Regions from separate parts of the Homo sapiens genome. Here region 2 is linked to region 1. A link is a contact called in ENCODE Hi-C or POLR2A ChIA-PET data. All regions are on one chromosome and are shown on one strand. The core of a region is the stretch at or near the end of the contact, and the rest is flanking DNA. Distances in the headings are between cores, read along the strand shown.

Region 1 (4,395 bases), core at 606-3,105:
ACACATACAGATCAACTTAAAAGTAGATTCACACGAGCACGTCTCACATGTACACTATGTTCTAAAAGGTAATGCATTCTCTTCAAAGAATAAGGATAATTCCATTTTTAGTAGAAGCTTCAGACATTGTAGTTGATAAAGCAAAATAAAATTTCAATATGAAAGATAGTTTTGATGAGGAAAGATTTCTTCAGCTGTTCTATCCATGATATATTCCAAGTGCTTATCACAGTGCCTGGCAGAGAGGTGGCACTCAGTAGAGCCTTGAGTTCATTGAATGAATGAATGCATGGATGAATAAGAGAGAAGAAGGAAGAGAGGATGGCAGGTGGGATGAAGGAAGGTCTGATGAACATTTCTGCGTTTGGTTTTCAAAACACATTTTTCTAACCACAGCACCCATGCTCTTGGGTAGCTGGTAGTGGTAGCATCAGCAGCCACCCCTCAGCTGTCCCTGCAGTAGCCATTGTATCAGAGCAGCTTGCAGGTTCCTGCAGTGCCAACTGTAGCTGTTTCCTGGGAGGCAGGATGTGACTGTTATTGAGGGGACCTGTTTTGAGGGCCTCAGGAATGCTTTTTCCTTTACTTGCTCTCAATATTCATTTTCCTTTTGTACTCTCAGTTGTCTTCTTATAGACTTTAGTAGTAGACAGATAAATTAGCAGGGTCCCATTGCAGGAATATCCGTGCATATCTTCCTTTCTCTTGTATTGTCAGTGGAAACTATTTATTAAACTTACGAACAGGATGAAGTTTTATTTCATTTCTGGTTTTCTGTTGTGCCTTTCCTCTCCGCTGTGTTATATGTTATTGTAATAGTGTTGTGGCACAGTGTCATCTAGTCTAGCAAGAGTTTCTGGGATGTCTTCTGTCCCTGTACTCTTGAGCTTTTCCACTCTGGGCTCTGCTGATTGCTTTCTCCAGTTTCACATCCATCCCATACACAAAATAATGCAGGCCTAGGATCAAAGTTTTTGTTTGAGCAATGTGTAGAAGTGAAAACATCATATTTGGAATCAGAAAAATTGAGTTTAAAGATTGCATCTACGATAGACTCGTTGCATTTATGGACAATTACTTTGTATCTAAAGATTTCATTTTTTTTGAAACATGAAATTCTTGATTTTTCGTATGAACTAATGAGATAATGGAATGATATCTTCCTAGTGTGTGTAACATATCTGCTTACTAAATGTTAACTTATAATTACTTTTATAAATTGAAATTTTTATGGAAATCATTGTAGAGTCACATGCAGTAGTAAGAAAAAAGATATTCTTGAGTACATGTTATGCCATTTCCCAGAATGCTAACATTTTACAACACTGTAGTACAATTGCCTTCTGTACAATTGTACAAATATGTACAATTTGTTGTGTACAACTTTGTTACCTGAATAGGCTTGTGTATCTTCCACCACAGTGACGATGCTAAACAATTCCACCAACACAAGGAGTGGTGGTGATGTCCTTTTGTAAGCAAACCCATCTCCCTCCTGTCTCATCTTCCTCCATTCCTACCCCTGGCAACCACTAATTTGTCCTCCATTTCTAGAATCTTAACATTACAAAATGTTACATAAATGGAATCATAGAGTACATGATCTTCGGGGAGTGGTGTTTTTCACTCACCATAGCTATCGGGAAGTTCACCCAAGTTGTTAGGTACATCATTAATTTGCTCCTTTTTATTGCTGAGTAGTATTTAATACAGTGGATGGACCACAGTGTATTATTTACAAGTTGAAGGACATCTGGGCTGTTTCTGTTGTTTGGCTATTATGTATAAAGCTTCTGTAAATATGATGTGCACAGATTTTTATATGAATGAAAGTTTACATTTCTGTGGGATGAATCTCCAAGAGTGCAATGGTTAGGTTGTATTTTAAGACTTACCATCATGAGTCATGGTTCCCCGGTGAGATAGTTTCATTCTGTGTGTAAATGGAGGTCAAAATAACATTCATGTGGATCTTTTAAATGATAGCCTGACAACTGACACTTTTAGTCAATTAATCAGATTAAGAAAATTGATAACCCTTTTACTGGTTCTTTCTTTCTTTCCTTTTTTTTATTTTTTTTTATTTTGTTGAGACTGAGTTTTGCTCTTGTTGCCCAGGCTGGAGTGCAATGGCACAATCTCGGCTCACTGCAACCTCCGCCTCCCAGATTCAAGCGATTCTCCTGTGTCAGCCTCCTGAGTAGCTGGGATTACAGGCGTATGCCACCACGTCCACCTAATTTTTGTATTTTTAGTAGAGTTGGGGTTTCACCATATTGGCCAGCTAGTCTCAAACTCCCGACCTCAGGTGATCTGCCTGCCTCGGCCTCCCAAAGTGCTGGGTTTATAGGCCTGAGCCACCGCGCCCAGCCCTGGTTCTTTCTTTTTTGCCTTAATTTCTCTGAAGTGGCTCCACCATCTTAAAAAACTCCGCCATTCTTAGAACCTCCAGGCATGTAGGCCTTTTCCTCTTCTCTTGCTTCTCCAATTATCAAGGAAGAGCTAACGCCCTCTTGATTTTGCCACTGTGGACATTTTTATATTATTTTCCTCTTGATTCATAGCTTTATTGTCTGATTTTCAGTTAGCATATTCTCTTCACTGCATTATTAATAGGCTATCTTTCCTGGTGTCTCTGTCCTGAAGTGGAGTCTTCTGCAGCCTGGCCACAGCTGACCTTTGTGGCGGTAGGTCCCAATTCTCCCCTTGAAGGCCATGGTCATGACCACCTCAGGGCCTTCACATGTGCCCAGGACTGAGCCTGGTCCTCTTCACACTGTTAGCTCCTTCTCATCCTGTAGCTATTGGCACAGATTTCACCTCCTCATGGGAGGTCCTCCATGTGTATATTCTTATAGTACACTGCACTCTTCTTTCATTACACTTACTGTATTTTTTTTCACTTGTGTAAATCTTACTACCCCACATGGTCCAGTGTGGTCAGAGAGTTACTTTCAGAACCTTCAGAAAAGGTTTAGATCACCTAAAGCAATCTGAATCTTAACGTTGTCTCTTGAGGGAAAACAACCACAATCCAAATGTGTGTATGGCAGTGGGTTTAACATACAGTGCAACCTTAAAAGTCTTCTTTAGACTTTGTTTCATGTTCAGGATCTCTCACAAGCTCAACCCTGGCTTTGGGTGGGGAATCCTTTCTATCTGCTGAAACTGTTGGAGAGGTAACCCCAAAGCCTCTTCTATCTTGGTGTCCCCATCTTCCACCCAAGCAGCTTACCCACCAACAAGTTGCCGTCTGTGCCAACTCACTATCCTGTGAGCTTCCTTGCTTTTCCTACAGTGTATGTGTCATCCCCCGCAACCCCATGAAGTATCCTTTCACTATGGGTTTTCTAAGTTGGGGTTCTGTCTAACGCATTCACTACCTATTGACCTCCCTGAAGACTGGGGTGGGGTCTTGCCTATCTTTGTAGTCTAGAACCTGGAACATTGACTAGCAGATGTTACGTACATGAATGAATGAATTGGTGAAAGAATAAACGAAATTATGTGTCTTATATATAGGAGATACTTGGTAAAAGTAAGACAAAATGAATAAATAATGTAAATCTTTCTTAATTTTCCAGGTGATTTTTGAAGTGATAACTTCTGGACATCAAGGCTATCTCGCTATCGATGAGGTGAAGGTGTTAGGACATCCATGTAGTAAGTTGTCTTTATTTGTAAATATTCGGGTACATCATTGGGGGCATGTTTACATTATGAATGAAGAGAAGGGATGAAAACCTGTGAAGAGGTCATCTTGCCAAGACAGTTCCCTGACAGGCCTGTATTGTTGGTTTGCCAGCCCAGAAATCCAAAAGCATGTACTTTGTGTAAATGCCATGGTTTGTATAAGTCTTTTAAAATTTGGTTCAGGAATGGGGAATCAAGGAATTCTTTGGCATGCTCAGACATCTTTGCAAAGAACCTGTTTATTTGTTGCCGTGGTCTTTAGAATTCGCTTTTCAGTAGTAGCACAAAGTTAAATATTGAGAATCTGTGCGTTTTGTTTATAAGTCCAGTATGTTTTTGGCACAGTTCCTTAGTATTTATCACATGGTTTCAGGTGATATAGCTGCAAACAGGCCTGGGATCTGTCAAATAAAAGACACCTACCTAAACCACCTGGGGACCCCAGAAATGGCCTGCTCTTCATCTTTTAAAAATTAATACTTTAAAAAAGTACAATAGGTGATAAACATACAATTTTTAAAATTTCTACTATGAACAACTAACAGTTTGTCATATTTGTATGTGAACCTTTTTCCTTAAATAAAATAGTACAAATTGCTAGATCTGTTTCTCCCCAAACCCTGCCCCCCAGGGGCCACCACAGTGGTGAGCTGGTTGTTGCACCTGTTATGGTTTCTAGTCTGCACACAGCAACAGACTGTA
Region 2 (4,395 bases), core at 1,300-3,799, 46 kb after region 1:
AGAGCACATACAAGAGAGAGAACTAAAATCTCTAACCTGCTTTTGAGACTTTAAATCTCTAACCTGCTTTTGAAGCCACGAGGTTTGAGGCTTTAAACTATTGGAAGCATAGAATGGATTTCCAAGTGTGCATAACTAAAAGGGTTACTTAATATATGGGGATAATAAAAGACCATATATGGGGATAATAAAAGACCAAACTGCCCCAGCTGTGGAACTTTGTTTATGTGGTCCTGGGGATATGGGATGTAGAGAGGAACCTCTCTTGTTACGTATGAATGTCATTTAATAGTTACTAGGCACCTAATTCTGTTTGGTTTTGTATATCCAGGAAGAACGTCAAAAGGGTTGAACTATTCTTTTAGTCCTGTTCAATAGGGAGTACTCTAAAACCTAACTTATAGTTGAATGTTATTCTTAATACAGTGTTTATTACTTCATTTATAAAATGAGGTCAGTAATAGGATAGTGGGTGAGCTACTTTTATTTCCTAGTCAAGCATACAAATAAGAGAAAGTGCTATAAGACCAAATGTGGATAGTTTGAAAACAAGGTAACAAGTTTTCTGTATTTTTACTCCCCTGTTGCACTAATTAACATAATATTTTGAAGAGGCAAAAACAAAAAATGTCTTCACACTTAATTTTGCATCGCTCAGTCTTTAAGGTGTTGATCATGGCAGAATTTTAGTTTCCTGCTCAGCTATTCTCCTGGTACAACTGCCCATGGGTAATAAGCAACTGCACCAAGGTCTGCATGAAAACAGCATGGATAATATACCATTGGGTGTCTGACTGTTTTGCTCTGACAGCTTATATTGCTTCTTTTTGTCCTCCCCACCCCACTTGATACAGGGCATTGATGTGCGAGATGCTCCTCTGAAGGAAATCAAGGTGACCAGCTCCCGACGCTTCATTGCTTCATTTAATGTTGTGAATACCACCAAACGAGATGCTGGAAAGTACCGCTGCATGATTCGCACTGAAGGAGGTGTTGGAATATCAAACTATGCAGAGTTGGTAGTTAAAGGTATTTAATGTGTTTTTATACCAGAATATTCTTCTAAAGTAGATATGTTAGGTGTTGTTAGTTCATTATCCCTTTAAAGCTCAAACTTACCCTTGTCTGTTTCTGAGCAGTGGTTTGATGACAGGCTATTTTGATGGATTGCATTTTAAGTACAAATTTTGCACGTGAACAATATTTTTGAAAAATGTGTTTTATCTATGTTGATTTAGTTGCACAAAAAACAATGAATGTGCTCTTGGCAAAGTCTTCTGCCAACTCTATATACAGAGATTACAACTTATAAATTTTTTTTAAGGAATAAAATTTTTTACTGATGAAAAATCACTTAAAATGCAAATATTCATCAGCCAGCGTGTTTATGATAGCAGAGTGGTTAATAAAATGAAGCAGTGTCAGTATAAACATGCTCAGTCATATCACACAAGCCATATTGATAATTCTGTGTTAACATTCATAATGTTCCAGTTAGGTTCTATTACTATATTTTGCATGACTGAAAAATTGAGTCATTATATTTAAGAAGGTGGGGGATGAGGGAAAATAGAAAGGGGAAATAAGTTTCCTTTAGCCGGTTTAATGGGTTTTTTGTAGGCTGAGGAATTTATAGCATTAAGCCACCAAGACAATTTTTGGTCCCAGACAGGATAATTTGGACTTTGAGGTGTACCATGAGGCATTTTTAGACAACCTGTGGCAAGCCATTGCTGTTTTTCCTAGGAGAACAGAATGAGGACTGCTTTAAGAAAAGTTTTCCCTGCATTTGTTAAATATGGCACATAAAATTGATCTCTCTACATATATAATCCCAGCACTTTGAGAAGCTGAGGCCAGAAGTTCCAGACCAGCCTGGGCAACATATTGAGACTCCACCTCTACAAAAATTTGTAAAAATAAAAAAAGCTAGCCAGGTGTGGTGGCAGTGCCTATACTCCCAGCTAGTCAGGAGGCTGAGGTGGGAGGATTACCTGAGTCCAGGAGTTCTAGGCTGCAGTGAGCTATGATTGTGCCCCTGCATTCCAGCCAACCTGGACAGAGTGAGACCCTGTGTCTTAGACAAAAATTGTCTGTTTCTTATGTGGTATAAAAGCAATAGCTTTTATCTGCACATTTCTCAAGATAGGCAGCTTTAAAGATTGCTGGATTCAAATCCCAGAACTAGGTATGTGGCTATGGGCCAGTGGCTTGCCCTGTATGTGCTGCTGTTTCCTTGTGTGTAAGGTAGATATCAGATAATAATGTTATCTACCTTACAGGGCCATGAGGAAGATCAAATGCAAAGTGTATATTATATATAGGACACTTAGTATACATAGTGAGCAATGGGTGCTTGAAAGGCCCTTGGTGGGAAGGGAGAGGAGGACAGGGATAAACTTCTCTCTGGTCCAGTCTGTCAGTGGTCTTCACTGGGGAATGGATGTCTGAACTACCTTTCTGACTTTTTAAAAATGTAAATACCTGCCCACCTATTGTCTCCTCCCTGTCTGGCCACACCCATATTGAGTCAGAATATCCAGGGACACAGCCTCTGTTATAAAACCTCCAATGAGTCAGCCATATGCTCTGTTGTGAGATCACCACTGCCAGTGTTAGTTAGTCACACGTAGCTTATGGGGGACAGTGCACCCCAGTGAGGCCACCTCGAGAATCGTCTGCAGCAGTGACTGATGTTCGGCGTAAGGAAGTGCACATTAAGATATCTACTCGGATAATGTATTTGTCACAGCAGATTCTTAACATGTTTTTATTTGTGATGAGACTTGAACCAGCCTAATATTTAGGTTTAAAGTCTCTAACAAAACTAAGATTCTTCCCTGCTGTACACACCCTACCCTGTTGAAAGTGCTCTGGCAAGTGAGACATCATGATGTACAGAAAGGACACTAGTTTGCCTACAAACTGTTTTGTCATTTTAGAGTTCATCATTATCATCATCATTATTACTACCATTATTTAATTTTCATCTTGGTTCATTTGTTTTTGATTATTTTTCCTTTTCTTTCAGTTGCTATACTGCTTCACTGTGACCTGCCACTACCCATGTTATTGATTAGTGGGATGCAAATCTAGTAGTATCTCTAAAAATTCCCTTGTGGAAAAGTTAATTTGTTGGAAGTTATAAGTAAATTATAAATTTCTAGTCTACCTGAACAAACATAAATAGAAAGAATGAATAGATTCGTATTCATATTTGTGCACCACATTTTCCTGTCTTATGGCAGTGTAGTAGTATCTTGGCTCACTGTGATAAAAATTACCAGGGACTTATTTCCATTTCCGCACACTGCCACAGCTCATGACAATTTGCATGCAGTTAGGACTCAAATATGAAATTTAACTTTTTCTCCAATTATAATTTTATGGCCATATTTTGTATATAGATATATTTTTTAATGAGATAACATGCTAGATACTACTAGTTTTATAAGGTTATTACCTTGAGGCAATTACTTTAAAATATACACTAACATTTTTAGGCCACTTGTCTATAATTTAACACTTTTTTATATACCATATCATATTTGGAGTGCTAAATTTTACAAATGGGAGAAACTAAAGTCCATAGAGTTTTTAACCTTTTAAGGTCACACACTGATTTGTGGCCAGCCTCCCAAATAAAGACCAAGTCCTTTAATTGACTAACCATCACTCTCATCTTTATTCATGTCTAGCCACTTTTGATAACCAAGGACATAAAAATATTTCATATAATCTCCACAATGCATGTATATATGCATATATATATCAATACCCTATTTAGTTACGTTTCTATATTTCATATGTAAACATATTTCATACAGTTAAATATGATACTGACATATTTATTGATGTATTAGGCATTTACATGTGCGTATCCATTAGATATATGTCTGTGTGTGTATAAATACTGCCATTACTGGCTTGATTTAGAATTAGTTTTATGGTGTCCTTTCACTTGAATTAAGAAATATTTTAAATTGCATTTTATCACTTTGTACAGATTAAGATTCTTGCCTTCTCCTTCCTTCCTTCTTTACCTCTTTCATCCTTTCCCTTTGGGAAAATTTGTTGAAAATGCAAATGTGGCCGGGCACAGTGGCTCATGCCTGTAATCCCAGCACTTTGGGAGGCTGAGGCGGGTGGATCACAAGGTCAGGAGATTGAGACCATCCTGGCTAACACGGTGAAACCCTGTCTCTACTAAAAATACAAAATTAGCCGGGCATGGTGGCGGGCGCCTGTAGTCCCAGCTACTCGGAAGGCTGAGGCAGGAGAATGGTGTGAACCTGGGAGACAGAGCTTGCAGTGAGCCAAGATGGCGACACTGCACTGGGCGACAGAGCAAGACTCCATCTCAAAAAAAAAAAAAAAGAAAAGAAAATGTAAATG

Evidence for each region. A loop is a pair of places that touch in the nucleus more often than their neighbours do. ChIA-PET counts read pairs that join two places held with the same protein, here RNA polymerase II (POLR2A). Pooled maps may share reads with other maps.
Region 2: a map of PC-3 shows a loop between it and region 1 (3-fold over the local background). The contact joins two enhancer-like sites. A Hi-C loop is called at or near these places in 3 of 168 maps with a recorded cell type or tissue (IMR-90, PC-3 and right cardiac atrium), 1 of 37 single-sample maps with no recorded cell type and 1 of 50 pooled maps. POLR2A ChIA-PET finds 5 or more read pairs at or near these places in 4 of 52 experiments (A549, AG04450, MCF 10A and 1 more).

Annotation. Positions count from the first base shown.
Region 1 is chr18:7,902,921-7,907,315 of GRCh38, forward strand. PTPRM (protein tyrosine phosphatase receptor type M) reads left to right here. Exons shown (of 33, transcript NM_001105244.2): 4 at 3,585-3,663. Among named protein-coding and RNA genes, the nearest start is that of PTPRM, 340 kb to the left of the region's middle. Within about 2 kb of position 1,856, at least 2 of the 41 ENCODE cell types and tissues checked have a DNase peak (open chromatin) inside an H3K27ac peak, as active enhancers do; they include PC-3, where a contact is called at or near this core.
Region 2 is chr18:7,948,327-7,952,721 of GRCh38, forward strand. It overlaps PTPRM (protein tyrosine phosphatase receptor type M), which reads left to right. Exons shown (of 33, transcript NM_001105244.2): 6 at 855-1,029. Among named protein-coding and RNA genes, the nearest start is that of PTPRM, 380 kb to the left of the region's middle. Within about 2 kb of position 2,550, at least 3 of the 41 ENCODE cell types and tissues checked have a DNase peak (open chromatin) inside an H3K27ac peak, as active enhancers do; they include PC-3, where a contact is called at or near this core.